3 separate regions of the Homo sapiens genome follow, and all the other regions are linked to region 3. The links are chromatin contacts, found by Hi-C or POLR2A ChIA-PET in ENCODE. All regions are on one chromosome and are shown on one strand. Each heading gives the region's core, a stretch centred on a gene start or an enhancer-like site at or near the end of the contact. The rest is flanking DNA. Distances are from core to core; before and after follow the strand shown. Region 1 overlaps NET1 (neuroepithelial cell transforming 1). Region 2 has its middle 11 kb from the start of LASTR. Region 3 has its middle 110 kb from the start of LINC00702.

Region 1 (4,784 bases), core at 1,837-4,336, 1.3 Mb before region 3:
CATGCCTCTCGCCGCGGTGGAGCAGAGGCTTCTGAGAGCCGCAGGCAGCAAGCACCGACCCCAGGGCTCGGGGGCGGGGCCACAGCCAACCGGGCCCTGGGGGCGGGGTCCACCACCACGTGACTTCAGTTAACTGAGAGCTGGGCACACCTAGGCCTCTCAGCTTTCGCCCAGGAGGAGAGTGAAGCTGGGTTCAAGTAGGACAGAAACTTCTCTTCCTGATTTAAAATGCATTCCCGAAGTAAAACAAATTGTTACGTTATCTACTCTGGTGCTTAGTCACAGACAGGCAGACTTTTCCCATAAAACCCTATTGCATGGGAATAAGTTCAGTATGGACAACTTGACAACTCAAATAAGGAAATAGAAATTCTTATTCGATAGGGCTGAATCAACATATATAATGAAGAAAAGCCTAATTTTCCAGGAAACCTGCTTTTATTTTACAGAAGTGCAAGCATATTCACAATTATAAAATAGATTATCTAAGTCTTTAAATAGTTCCCACTTTTTCTTAAGACTAGCAGGGTAAATACAGCAGGTGCACTTCTGTTACCTCTCTTCCAGAAGAAAATCTCCCATGAGGTTACGGGTAAACTGGGCTACTTCAGATTTCAAAATTCAGTATTTCTTAGAGGTAGATATTTTTTCTGGATCTTTTTAAAAACTTGATTATCTGTGTACTAGATATTTTATAACAAAGGTGATTTCTGTTCTCTATATTGTATACATAGTATGTAATTGTGTATATATTATATATAAGTGTATAATATAACAGGGTCCTTCTCTAGACTGAATTAACTGATCTTGATATAGCTCGAACAGGGTCAAAAGACTGCTTAAAAAGTCTTGCATTTTACAGGTGAAGAAATGAGGCTAACAGAGGTGAAGTGACAATAATGACAGTGACCAGTGACAGTCTCCAAATTTCTAGCCTAAGTCTTTTCCTCTATGGAACAACACTACTTTTGTTGGCTTGGCAGGCCTGCTGTGAAGCAGATTTCCTTTTAAACACAAAATTCGTTATTCTATTTGGAATGGTAAAATTTTACACTATAAACTACTATAATATGATGGTAGTATGTTGGAAAAATATTTCTAGTCTGAGGATTTATAGAATCAGATAAATCTATTATATAAAAGTCACTATTCTAGATACTTGGGTAATAAAAAAAAATAGGCTTCATATCTGCTAAAGAGACCATTGTGTAAAGGTAGGCCACATGAAGAGATAACAGAAGATAGCTTTTGCAAATTCAAAACTAAGGTGTGTAGCTAATAAGTGCTACAGGAGTTCTGGAAGAGAAACCACTTCAGGTAGTTTTCTAAGCTAAGACACGGCTGGGAACAATGCCAGGAAGAGGTTTAAGATGTTATGTCTGTGCGGCCTTGAATGTAATATTTTTCATAGATTTGAACAAGAGAAAATTTCAAGGAGGACAAGGGAGTGAGCCCACACTGAGATCACGGGCTGTGCGTAAAGATGGAACAGATGGATGTACTCAATAGGTGAGAGAGATAATGAGAGCTATGTTGTAATAAGATATATGTGACTGGTGTTTAAGATGGTTGAAAGATGACTGAAAACATCATGCAAAAATCACAGTCGGGCAACAAGAACTTTGCCTAAAGTAGGACCAGTAGGGAAGAAGGAAAAGGATATAAGCAAGAAGTCACAGACGCCTACAATTCTTTAAATAGGAGGGGTAACTGTTAGTGCAAATCAAGAAATAAGAAGGAACAAGCTTTGAAAGAAAATTCTAAGTTACATTTTAGATATACTGAGTGTGAGGCGGTGGAAGAACATGCAAATGAAAATATTCTGCTGGTAGTTGGAAATGTTGGACAAAAACCTGAAAGAGGCTGGAGGCTAGATTTAGACTGGAGAGTCAGATACAGAGATAAAAATCGAAGCTATGGGAGTGAATGAGATGACTGGGAGAGAAAATTTGGACAAAAAGAACATGGTCCAAGGATCTAACTTTGGAGGAAAGCCAAGGGAAGGAAAATTCTGCAAAAGGAATAGTTAGAAGGAAAGAAACAAAGCAAAAGCCAAGGGAAGAAAAAAATGTTAATTACAGCAAAGAGGTTAAGGAGGGTATGAAAAAAGCCACGGATTTAGTGATTACAAGTTTAATGAGGATCTCAAGTGTGCTATTTCAGTGGAGTAAAGACAGAGGCAAATTACAGGGGCTGAAGAGTGAATACAGAAGAATAGTGGGTGCAGACTATTTATAAAGACAAATAATCTATAAAAAGTAATTGCCTAAGGTTTGCAGGAGAGTTGCTACTTCTTGCAGGAAGGACCACCACTGCCCTTCTGTAGCTATGTGTGTTTTATACACGAGATGTGGTAATAATTCATCTTTCTGCTTTGAGTTTATTTTTTAAAGTAATGGAGATTGGCTCTGTTTCATCATCTACTCTATTGTCCAGTCTGTCCTGGGCAGTATGTGTGATGTGGTTGGCCTTAAGAGTGGATGACTGTAGAAGATATTTCCATATAGCATGAAAGTAGAAGCACCTGAGCGATTGTGGACTCCTAATTTTACTCTTAATTTTAAGAACAGTGATCTACCTACATTCTCAGAGCTAATATGAACAGCCTAGGCTAGACCCCAGCAGTCTGGTTCAGTTAGCTTCATCAGTTAAAATATGGCGTAAGTAAGGCCAATACTTTACGGCCACATAGTTTCTAAGGGAATAAAGGATTATGTGCAGTGGGAGTTAGGAAAGAAGCAGCTAGGAGTTCTCCTGGGATTCTTACCCGATGTCTTTCTTGAAACTGTTTTTCCACTTAGTTCCAACAGAAATGAGCCAAGATAATGAGAAGGGGTATCTTTCATTCTCTCCTTCAGCTGGGGACCCAAGAGGTAAAGGTAGAAGTCTTTATATGTAAATACAGAAATAGAAAACAAATAGGGTATACTGATGACAGCCATGTTCACAAAAGCCCCAGCTCACCAACACTAAAATCTTAGTTTCATTTTGAATGTGCAGGTTTGGGGTCTAAATGTAGACAGCATCTAAAAAAGGAATGATGAACATGCGGAAGTTCAACTGGACTCAAGAATCTTGAGTCTTGTCACAATGCTGCATAAAACCAGAGGACTAAACAGGCCCTCTGAGATCATTCACCCATCCTCTTCAGTTTTCTCATAAGGAAACTTAATGGGTGGTGGTGAAAAATAGAAGAAAAATTTAAGGTCTTACTTTGTGCTAGAGTTCTATATGTTATTTAATCAACTCTATGAAGTACTTATTATCTCAATTACTTTGTGCTAGAGCTTTATACATGTTATCTTAATCAACTCTATGAAGTACTTATTATCTCAATTTTAGAGAAGGAGGAAACTAGGACTGACCAAGTTTAAGAAACTTGTCCAAAGGTACCTTGTTAATCAGTGGCTTAACAGACCTGATGACTCTGTTCTGCTCAGCTGTTGTGACACTGTCCAGATGAAGATAACCCATATAAAACCTTTAGCACATGTTCTGAGACACACTAGGTGCTCAGTATATGTTAGTGACCTAAGTTAACAGTAGACCTAAGTTTAAAACCAAAGTCTCCTGAGTCCCAGGCTAGCAGTATTCACTAAATTGCCAATACTTTTATAGAGGAGGAAACCATAAAAACGGTTGAGAGATTAGCTGCCTTATAGCCTTTTTATAACAAGACATGGGGTAGGTAAAAAGATAATAAAATAGTTCCAGTTGTGTAAGTTTAGAAGAGTTTTTTTCTTTCTTTCTTTTTTTTTTTTTTTAAAGACAGGGTCTTGCTCTGTTGTCCAGGCTGGAGTGCCATGGCACAATCTCAGCTCACTGCAACCTCTGCCTCCTGGATTCAAGTGATTCTCATGCCTCAGCCTCCCGAGTGTGCCATCACGCCTGGCTAATTTTTGTAATGTTAGTAGAGATGGGGTTTTACCATGTTGGCCAGGCTGGTCTCGAATTCCTGGTCTCAAGTGATCTGCCTGCCTTGGCCTCCCAAAGTGCTGGAATTACAGGTATGAGCCACCCTGCCTGGCCAACAGCAACTATTTGTATAACTTTCTACAAACGGCGTAACTGAGGCACAGATTGGTTAGCGTCTTTTCTTTCTATAGAACATCTAGAATTTATAAACGTAACTGAGTTATGTAAAGGTAAAGAGAAAGATGTTTCTCTTATGTATAGAAAAGGAGTGTTAGGTTACTTGTTCTCCCCTTTCAAGTGAAAAACTGCTTGGAATTTAGAAATAAATTAGAGCTTAGGAATAATCATTACTTTTTTTGGTCTAGGCATTATTATCTACTTTTACCTGGAACAATAACAAGCAATTGGAAATTAGACTAGGGAAGCCATACTACAGGCAAAGAGAAAACAAAATCTAAGCTCTCTGCTGCCCTCTACACGAGATATTGTGAAATGCAATTGTCAACCTGTTTTTCAACTTTGTAATTATATTTGTAACGACATTACATAGATGACTACATAAACAATCTCTTAATTTGTGGAAAAATATGACCAGTAAAATCTGTATTTTCAGTCTTTGTACAGCCTTCATGTCTTATATTACTAAATTAAACATATATTTTAAAATGATACAAGTATATGAAAAAGATTCCACAATTCACAAGAAATATTTTAAGAACTTTTTCTAAATATAAGAAAACTACATTCCATTTTAAAACTCTAGAATTCAAGATTACAAGCATATACTCTGTATCTCACTAAAAATAGGTTAGTTAAAAATAAAATTTTAAATCTTACTAAAAAGGAAGTATTAATTGAAAAGTGGAACT
Region 2 (4,642 bases), core at 2,116-4,615, 1.5 Mb before region 3:
AGGACACCTCTCAGTCATTGCTGCTGCTGCGAACAGCTGCCAACGTCATCACAAGGCATTTGTCAGGGGCCTGCAGGACTCACTGTAAGATGTGTGAACCCAAAAGTATCTGAGACAGGTCTCAATCCATTTCGAAAGTTCATTTTGCCAAGGTTAAGGACATGCCCGTGACACAGCCTCAGGAGGTCCTGACAACAGGTGCCCAAGGTGTTTGGGACTCAGCTTGGTTTTATACATTTTAGGGAGACATGAGACATCAATCAATATGTGTGAGATGTACATTGGTTTGGTCCAGAAAGGTGGGGCAACTCAAAGTGGGGGCTCCCAGGTTATAGGTAGATAAGAGACAAACAGTTGCATTCTTTTGAGTTTCTGATTAACTCAAATTAGCCTTTCACTGAATACACAATTTACATGTGAGAGAGGGGTAGGGGAACAATCACTGATGCCTCAGTCTGGCTCAGTGAATCTGCGTTTTTACATAGACAATAGAGCAGAGGAAACCATCACATATACACTGGTCTCATATGAACAGAGGGATGACTTTGAGTTCCATCTGTTCTTTGTCCACGAGGAATTTCCTTGTGGGTAAATTGTGAGCAAGGTATGTAAATTTTTGTCTGTGTAGTGATCTTATTTACGAATAAAATAGGAGGCAGGTTTGCCTGATGCAGTTCCCAGCTTGACTTTTCCCTTTGGATTAGCGATTTTAGGGTCCCAAAATGTATTTTCCTTTCACAGATGTTTTATGAAGACACTATCTCTGCTTTCTAGAAGATTCTAGTCTACATGGAAAAGGCAAGCAAGCATGGCAGAGTGAAAGGCAGCACTGTGGGTTAAGACCATGGACTCTGGAGTTTGCTGCCTGGTCTAAATCCCTAGTTACTTATGGGTCATGTACCATGCCTCAGTTTACCCCTCCAAAAATGAGGATGAAGATAACAACAGTGTCTCCTTTATGGAGTTGTTATAAGGATGAAATGAGTCACTGTTTGCAAAGCTCTTAGAACAGCATCTGGCGTCACACACCTGCAGTGTTTGCAAAATAAATAATACAAGAGTAAAATACAAAATTGGGCCTTGACAACTGGGATGAGACCACATTTAGTTTTGAAGATGAGGTTTGGCAGTTTTCCATCATGAGGGTTTTTTTTTCTAAGCATGGTTTCCATTGCTCCAAATCTGTTTTGGGTTTGTGGGAAAGGCAAATGGGAAAGAATGTGATTCTGAAATGCAGGGAACTTTACAAAGCTTTCAAAGATCACAGCTTCACCTTCCCGAGAGCAACTCCTGAAAACAGAGACCTGTGTTTCTGCAAAGCACTGTGCAAGTCGCCTCTCCAACAAGTCTGGGTGGATGGAGAAGTTTCCAGGCTCCCCTGAAATCAACACTCTCGTGTTGATGGGGAGAAATTAAGAACAAGAGGATTTGGCTAAGGTCCCAGCGTGCGATGGCGTCTGAGCTGAAGTGCTGGGCTGCCTACAGAAATCTCTTCTAGAGATTGAGCTGGAGTAGGATTTCTCTCCTCTGAACAAGTAGATGATTATACAATGTTCCATTCTCAGGGGGTAAAGCCCTCTCCAGTCTTCCCAAGACCCAGTGAAGAAGAAGAGAGGGTTCCTAGCTAAGGAAGGGAGACAAGGGTGGTGGCTTTCCACGGCTCCCGCACGTGCTGGGTGTGAAGCTGGTAGTGGAAGTGTGTTTCCTCAGCAGCTGTGAGTCCTCAGAATACTGGGTCCCCACGGACCAGCCAGCAGAGGGACAGCCCTTCCTTAGTGGGGCTCTCCAAGGGCCATAGGAGCACCATGGGCTGGTGCATGTGGCCTCGGGCTGCTCTGGGGAGAGGGTCATTGGTCCCTCTTACTCACCTCCTGTCGGGAGTGGCCAGACACAGCCTGACCATACAAGGGTGACTAGGAGTTTAGGTTCGAGAGTATTGAGGGTGGCCAGGCATTCCGAGTCCAGGGCCCTCCAGGCAAAAACAACTCATCAACCTTTTGAAAGCAACAGCTGAGTCACTAATACCATTAGCAACCAGAATTTGCACTTTCGGTGTGCCGGCATTCTTCTGAGTGTTTTACCTAGAGTCACTGACTCAATTCTCACTGAAACCCTAGGAGGGAGGCAGTGCTATTGCCTCCATTGTATAGATGAGGCAACTGACACTCAGAGAGGTGAAGTAACTTCCTCAAGGATACACAGCTTATAAACACTGGGATTCACACCCAGTTAGTTTGGCTCCAGCATTCCTGCTTTTGACCCCAACATTACACAGCCTCTGATTTATACAATTACAAACATTTTAAATACTGGAAGCTGAATTCAAACTGCATCCACCAACTTGACTTCTAAGACCCCATACACTTTACCTGAGGGGTGCTCAGCCACCAGGCAAAGAATGGGCTGCAGTGACACACTGGCACACGTGCCTCCCGCTTGCGTCTGTGTTCTAAGCTGCTGCGTCCCTGTTGATGTGCACTGAGCTTGCGAGTGATTTGGACTCTCGAGACAATTTCTTTTTTCTTTTCTTTTTTTTTTTTTGAGACGGAGTCTCGCTCTGGCTGGAGTGAAGTGGCGTGATCTTGGCTCACTGCAACCTCCACCTCCTGGGTTCAAACAATTCTCCTGCCTCAGCCTCCCAAGTAGCTGGGATTACAGGTGCCCGCCACCATGCCTGGCCATTTGTTTTTGTATTTTTAGTACAGACGGGGTTCTACCATGTCGGTCAGGCTGGTTTCAAACTCCTAACCTCAAGTGATCCACCTGCCTCAGCCTTCCAAAGTGCTAGGATTACAGGCCTGAGCTACCGCGCCCGGCCTCTCGAGACAATTTCTGTTCAGCCAACTTTTCCTATATCTTTCTCAAAATTATTAGTTTCCGCCCACTGTTCCAATCGAATATGGTCTCTTTTATGAATACCAGCTCTGTCGCCTGCAGCACATTTGCTCTCCCTGGAAGCTTTGGGTCATTTGTGGATCTGGACAGCGTGTTTTCACTGAAGCCGCTGGGTGAGAACAGTGGAGGCGCAGGCGCAGGCTGGGGGCTGGGCAGACACTTCCTTTAGGTGCTGCTGTGTATTCAGCTATGGATCCATCCACTGTGCACTCCCATCCAGCCGGTTTGTCCCAGAGGTGGTGGTAGGGAAGTTCCAGGACATTCCTGTTTCCTCCGCTGCCTTCTCTCTTAGCTGAGCCCTTTCTCACCTTTCCTCCCAGACCCTGTTCCCTCCCCTTACTTGCGGGGCATCCTCGGGGACAGGTTCTGAAACCACAGCTGTGGGCCAGCGTTCCACCTATTGTCTGCGAGCCAGCAGAGCAGAACAAACCTGCCTGAGATTCTCATTACAGCTTGTGATTTGGGAGACGGGCCAGCTGCGGCTGTTGCCAGGGCAACCAGTGGTGCGGAAAAAGGTAACAAAAAAGAGCCTGGAGCCTCTTGACCGGACTTCAGGAGTGAAGGAGTGGAGGGGAGGGCTCGGGCTTGCCATTCAGGAGCGATTGTTGACATGTCAACTGCAATCCCTCTGCCCCTCTCCAGGCCGGGACAGCCCCCAGCACAGCGCCCTGCCATGCACCACCAGCATGTGCCTGCTCTGTGTCTGTGTTTTCAGGGGTCCACTTGGCCCTGCGTAGCCTTTTCTCTTTTATGCATTTCCCCACTCACACTTGAATGTCTTCAATTCCTTCCTCCCTTTCTCTCATTCTCTTCTGCAGCCCCTTTCCCTCTCCTTTCCCACGTACCAGAACATCAGCCTCAAAAGATTAAAAGAAAATTAGCCAGGGGTGGTGACACGTGCCTGTAATCTAGCTACTCAGGAGGCTGAGGTGGGAGGCTCTCTTGAGCTCAGGAGGTGGAGGCTGCAGTGAGCTGTGATTGTGCCACCGCACTCCAGCCTGCGCGACACAAGTCCCCATGTCTCTAAAATAAAATTTAAAAAAATAATAAAATGAAATGTAAATAAGGCACGGGAGGGAACTGATGGTCCTGTGCTGGCAGATCCTGCGGCCTCAGCACCTAAGCGGCCAATGGGCAAAGGTGGTGAATTCAGCCTGTCTAGATAACCTGTGATTCATTGGTTGGGCAGTGATTTGTGACGAGCCCTGGGACGGTTTCTTTCCAGTTACCCACTGGACGTCTTGTGCTGCCATATCCTGGGGAGCCAGAGGGGGGCATTTTCCTTTGAAGGCTTTGAGAGTCATAGCCAAGCCCTTTTCTCCATGGCGTCCCTCCCTGACCCCACCCAACATTTCAGGAGTTAACCTTCCTAAGAGCCGAGCTCTGGCCGTTTTACTCATCGAAGAGGGAATCCCCTACACATTTTAGGTACTCACGCAGCTCGCTTGCCTGAGCACAGGCTTCGACCTTTACCTCACTTCTGGTAGGAGGTCTGTTTCATTCCCATCCAATCTGCAGGTTTTTCCCTAATCCCTTAAGGAAGCAGTAACTTCATGTTTCTCAGAATATCCTGATTGGAAGAATCACTCGGCAGCTTAGAGCACAGATTCCTGAGCCGCATCTCAGACCTACTGAATCAGAAACTCTGGGGAAGTTATCTGGGAATCTGCTTTAGAAAAATTGCCCCCGGTGATGCTCATGTTAGGAGAGGTTTGGGGAACAAAGCCCAAGTGCTGATTTTCGCTTC
Region 3 (4,355 bases), core at 665-3,164:
TTTCCTTCACAAGGTCATTGAATCCATTCAGACTCAGATTCAACAACATACAATATTTCTAAACCTGTCTAAATGGTGTCCACAGGTCACATTTAAAACATTGAATTTATTGACTAGCTTTGTGAGAAAAAGTTGAGTCATTTATTTAGTTTTTTATTTCTTCAGTGATGCATTCTTTTTTGTGACCTTCTGGTCCTTTAGTCCTTGTTACTCGCTTCAACAATGTCCTTCAATAGTTTGGATTACGAGAGGTGAGAAAAATAAGATAAGGATGAAAACAAGGTTTTAACCTTCCTACAGGACTACTTGCTACACAATGATGTTTTCATTGTGTAGGTATTAAAATATATGTATTTATACACATATATAGGAATTTTATGTTCAATTAATTATTAAACTCCTTGAAGGAGTAATACGGACTACGCATCTTTGTATTTTTCCATTCCTAGAGCTTGAGATGAGTACCCAATAAAGGTATTTGTCTTTATTGATCACTTGAAAACATTTAACTCACTTCTGTCCACCTGGTCTCAAAATTTAGCACACCACTCTAACTGATATGCCATGAAGACTGGTCACAGACAAAAGTGGGACTGTGTTTTGTTGATTTCCAAAGCCATTCGCCAGGAGCGCGGCCCCAGGAGCATTTTTCTCATCATGTGAATGCCACCGTTGTCAATCCACTCCATCCACAGGCAGACAGCAGCACAGCCAAGGTCAGGTGCAATGTGAGGGGGTCCCCACAGGGGTGATATCTACACATGACCGGACCTTTCATTAGAGGAATGAAGAAATTAGAAGACACTCAAAACTTAGAAGGACTTAGAAGTAATTTTATTGAGGCTGAAACAAAAATATCCTACAATTCTAAAAACAGTAAACTAGATGACATATTTTTCTGTTGCTTTTGAACAGAAAATGGGCTACTGTGTCAAAGAAAGTACAAGATTATTAGTGTCACCAAAACACAGAAGTGGAGAAGCATTTATCATTATTGGGTGTGTGCGTGTTGGTGAAGTTTGTGTGCACGTGTGTCTGTCTCACACAATCTGCATGTGTCTGTGTTGGTGTGTCTCTGTGTATGCCTGTGTCTCTGTGTATCTGCTTGTGCCTGTGTTGGTGTGTCTGTGTGTGTGTGTGCCTGTGTCTCTGTGTATCTCCTTGTATCTGTGTTGGTGTCTGTGCGTGTGTGTGTGTGTCTCTGTATCTGCTTGTGTCTATGTTGGTGTGTGTATATGTGCCTGTGTCTCTGTGTGTCTGTGTTGGTGTGTGTCTATGTGTGTGTGTCTGTGTCTCTGCATCTGCTTGTGTCTGTGTTGGTGTGTGTGTGTGTGTCTGTGTCTCTGTGCATCTCCTTGTGTGTGTGTGTGTGTCTGTGTCTGTGTTTCTGCTTGTGTCTGTGTTGGTGTATGTCTGTGTCTGTGCCTCTGTCTCTATCTCCATGTGTGTCTGCGAGTGTGTCTGTGTGTCCTCTATCTCTGTGTTGTCTCGCTGTATATGTCTGTGAGTGTGTGTGTGTCATCTGTATCTCTGTGTTGTCTCGCTGTGTGTGTCTGTGAGTGTCTGTGTTAGTGGGTGTGCTCAATTTGATACAAGTCATTTTATTTTGTGAAGATGTAAGTACTTCACTTTTCCTTTCCCAGTATCTGCAAATTTCAACTGAGATCTAATTTTATTGCTCAAAGTGAAACTGTTCTGACTAATATCTGATGCTTGATGTTAGCTATTCTCATTCTTGGAATTATTTAAAATTCCACTGAAAGTACAAACTTAAACTGAGATTTTTTTTTTTTTTTTTTTTTTTTTTTGAGGAACTCAAACATGCAGAATTGAGATCTGAAATCTGCTGGCTGGTGCAGATTATAGCCTAAGATAGGAAGTTGGGGTTTTGGTTGCTTTAATGGAGAGGAAATGACTCATGTCAATGCTAGTATGTAATAAAGCTCCTAAATTTAGCTTTCCTTTTAGTGTAAAACCTAATATTGATATAGTAATGTGAAACTTTATTTTACTAAACTACAATTTTCTTGCTGCCTCTTCCATCTGCCAGTCAATTATTACATCTTTCATTAAGATCATGTTAAGACATATTTAGTGTACATAAAAATGTCTTGAAAATCCCAGTTGACTTCACAGTACACGCTAACTTTGGAAGCGTTGTGCAACCAACTAAGTCCAAACAAAGGGCCCTGTGTCTATTTGAATTTTGAGACAAAACACAAAGTTCTCGGGGATTAGTATCATGATTAAATATATCCCTTGACACTTACAGAAAGTGTATATATGTTTACAGACAAAAGGTGTTTCAAAAGTAGAATTACTGTTATCGTTCCCATTTCTTATTGTTATTATTTGCCAGGATGTCATAAGGTACAGTAATAGGGGATGAAAACAAATCTTCGTGTAAAAATCATAACTTTGTACTCTTACTGGAAACTGGGGGAAAAAATGAAAGAGTCCAGGTAGGGATTTATAGAGAGAGCATTTACAAATTCTTTATGGATTTTCACTAAATGTTTACTAACTGCTCTGGACACGTATGCTGAGGTCTCTTCACAACAGTGCACCTGAGAAACACAAAGATTAAGAAAATAAGAGACCATTTTTATGTCAGAGCTTTTTTGCTCTTTGTAGTAATTTAGACGACCCAACCACAACCACAGGAGACTCCAGCAGGAACTACGTAGAATGAGGCAAAGGTGCTCTCTCTTTGAGGAAGGAAGGAAGGGGTTGGTTTTATGCCTCATGGGGTCTTATTACACAATAGACTCACACATGGTCTGCAAGTTTGGGGGAAAAGCTATACATATTTAAGAGGAGAGTGGAACGCATGTGCAATGGGTGAATGTGTATGTAACATACATCCCGTGTTCACTTTGGGGCAGGGTTTCAGCATTAAAATGAGGTGGGATTAGCCCTTTATGTCAACAGATGAACTGCAGGAAACAAAAACAGTTTGTGCACAGCCTCTATAAGCTGCTGAAGCTGCCTTCAAGTCTGCCATTGTTTATCAGAAAAGAATGTTTGTAAAGCTATCAGAATGGTAGTGGTCTGGGTTGCAAATCAGAGCTTTGAGGGGTCTGATAGCAACCATTGTGAGGGAGCTTAGCGAGTGTGGTTTGTTTTGTACCTGTGTAAATTTGGAAATTTGCCACACCAGCCAGGCTCTGAACCTTTGAGACATAGGTAACTCCGTTCCCTTTAGCTTAGGGTCCATGTTTGTCGATATAGGGGTGTCTATTTCGATCTCTCATATCACAGACATGATGATATTGTGGCAGCTGTACCACATCCCTGCCACAGAAGCAGCTGTTCTATCAAGACAAGGACCTGCCATCCCTGCCGCTGCATTGGTTAGAATAAGTCAGTCACAGGTCTCACCACTCTAGAGGAGGCCACCACTCTAGGATGGGATTCCTGCGGTCGCTTCTCAGCGTCTCTCACCATCTAGACAGCACAAGTCATAGGGGCATGGAGCCCCCGATCGCAGGTCTGCAACTGAATTTTGCCCGTAGATCATTTAGTGGGAGAGTCAAAGTGCCAAAATAAACATTGTGTTACACGCAGATTCCACAATATTTATTTTTTGACTCATAATCCATTTCTTTCCTTATCGAATGATCATTATCTCATTGTAATTAACAGTTGCCAATGCTCCCACTTGTACTTTTTTTTTTCCTTGTGAAGAAAACCATCCCATAAATAGCAAGTGCAAAGTGGTAGTGCCACAGTGGAGTTACTGTTTTTTCCCCCTTCTTGTACATGAAGAAAATTTTACATCTGTAGTTGATGCCTTTACTGGCTTCTCAATTAGTGGAAACAAATTTGTCATTGCAGACAGTAGCTCCAGTGACTTGTGGCTAATGGATTCACCCTTTGAGCAGAACTTTATGATCCAAAACAGCCTATCCCACACTTGTGTTTTTCAAGCTATTGATAGGTGCACCTTGAGTGAAGGGGATGGAGGTGGGAGAGGGAGAGATGTCAGAATCAAAAAACATTGTGAAATCTTGAGATTTTGTTTGTTTTTTTTTTAAGTTAAAAAGATTTCTCAACACTTTACACTGATGTGTTTTGTGAAATGTTCAGAGGTGGATATTGCTTTCCGTATAGATTGTTCAACAAAATTTGAGGCCATTATTTTGGACTAAACTCCTGCGATCGCAACAGACCAGACAAATCATAGTGGGGTCACCCAGGCTTACCAAACCCAAACCCAAACTGAGCAGTTCTCTGCCCTCTGAGGAACCAGGAGAGAGATAGCCTAACTTCCTGAACAGGACAGGTTTAGTCTTCAATGGGCAGGATAATGAAGTTCCCTGTGTTTAAATCCTTAATCTGAAGTCACATCATGT

The links. A loop is a pair of places that touch in the nucleus more often than their neighbours do. ChIA-PET counts read pairs that join two places held with the same protein, here RNA polymerase II (POLR2A). Pooled maps may share reads with other maps.
Region 1: a pooled map shows a loop between it and region 3 (8-fold over the local background). The contact joins two enhancer-like sites. A Hi-C loop is called at or near these places in 2 of 37 single-sample maps with no recorded cell type and 2 of 50 pooled maps. POLR2A ChIA-PET finds 5 or more read pairs at or near these places in 2 of 52 experiments (A673 and activated B cell).
Region 2: a map with no recorded cell type shows a loop between it and region 3 (12-fold over the local background). The contact joins two enhancer-like sites. A Hi-C loop is called at or near these places in 2 of 37 single-sample maps with no recorded cell type and 3 of 50 pooled maps.

The regions. Positions count from the first base shown.
Region 1 is chr10:5,441,858-5,446,641 of GRCh38, reverse strand. The region is part of intron 3 of NET1 (neuroepithelial cell transforming 1); the gene reads right to left. Among named protein-coding and RNA genes, the nearest start is that of NET1, 32 kb to the right of the region's middle. RefSeq lists a silencer at 1-224 and an enhancer at 4,219-4,388. Within about 2 kb of position 3,086, at least 3 of the 41 ENCODE cell types and tissues checked have a DNase peak (open chromatin) inside an H3K27ac peak, as active enhancers do.
Region 2 is chr10:5,582,479-5,587,120 of GRCh38, reverse strand. No RefSeq gene overlaps it. Among named protein-coding and RNA genes, the nearest start is that of LASTR, 11 kb to the left of the region's middle. RefSeq lists enhancers at 1,383-2,582, 3,189-3,717. Within about 2 kb of position 3,365, at least 7 of the 41 ENCODE cell types and tissues checked have a DNase peak (open chromatin) inside an H3K27ac peak, as active enhancers do.
Region 3 is chr10:4,129,275-4,133,629 of GRCh38, reverse strand. No RefSeq gene overlaps it. Among named protein-coding and RNA genes, the nearest start is that of LINC00702, 110 kb to the left of the region's middle. Within about 2 kb of position 1,914, at least 8 of the 41 ENCODE cell types and tissues checked have a DNase peak (open chromatin) inside an H3K27ac peak, as active enhancers do.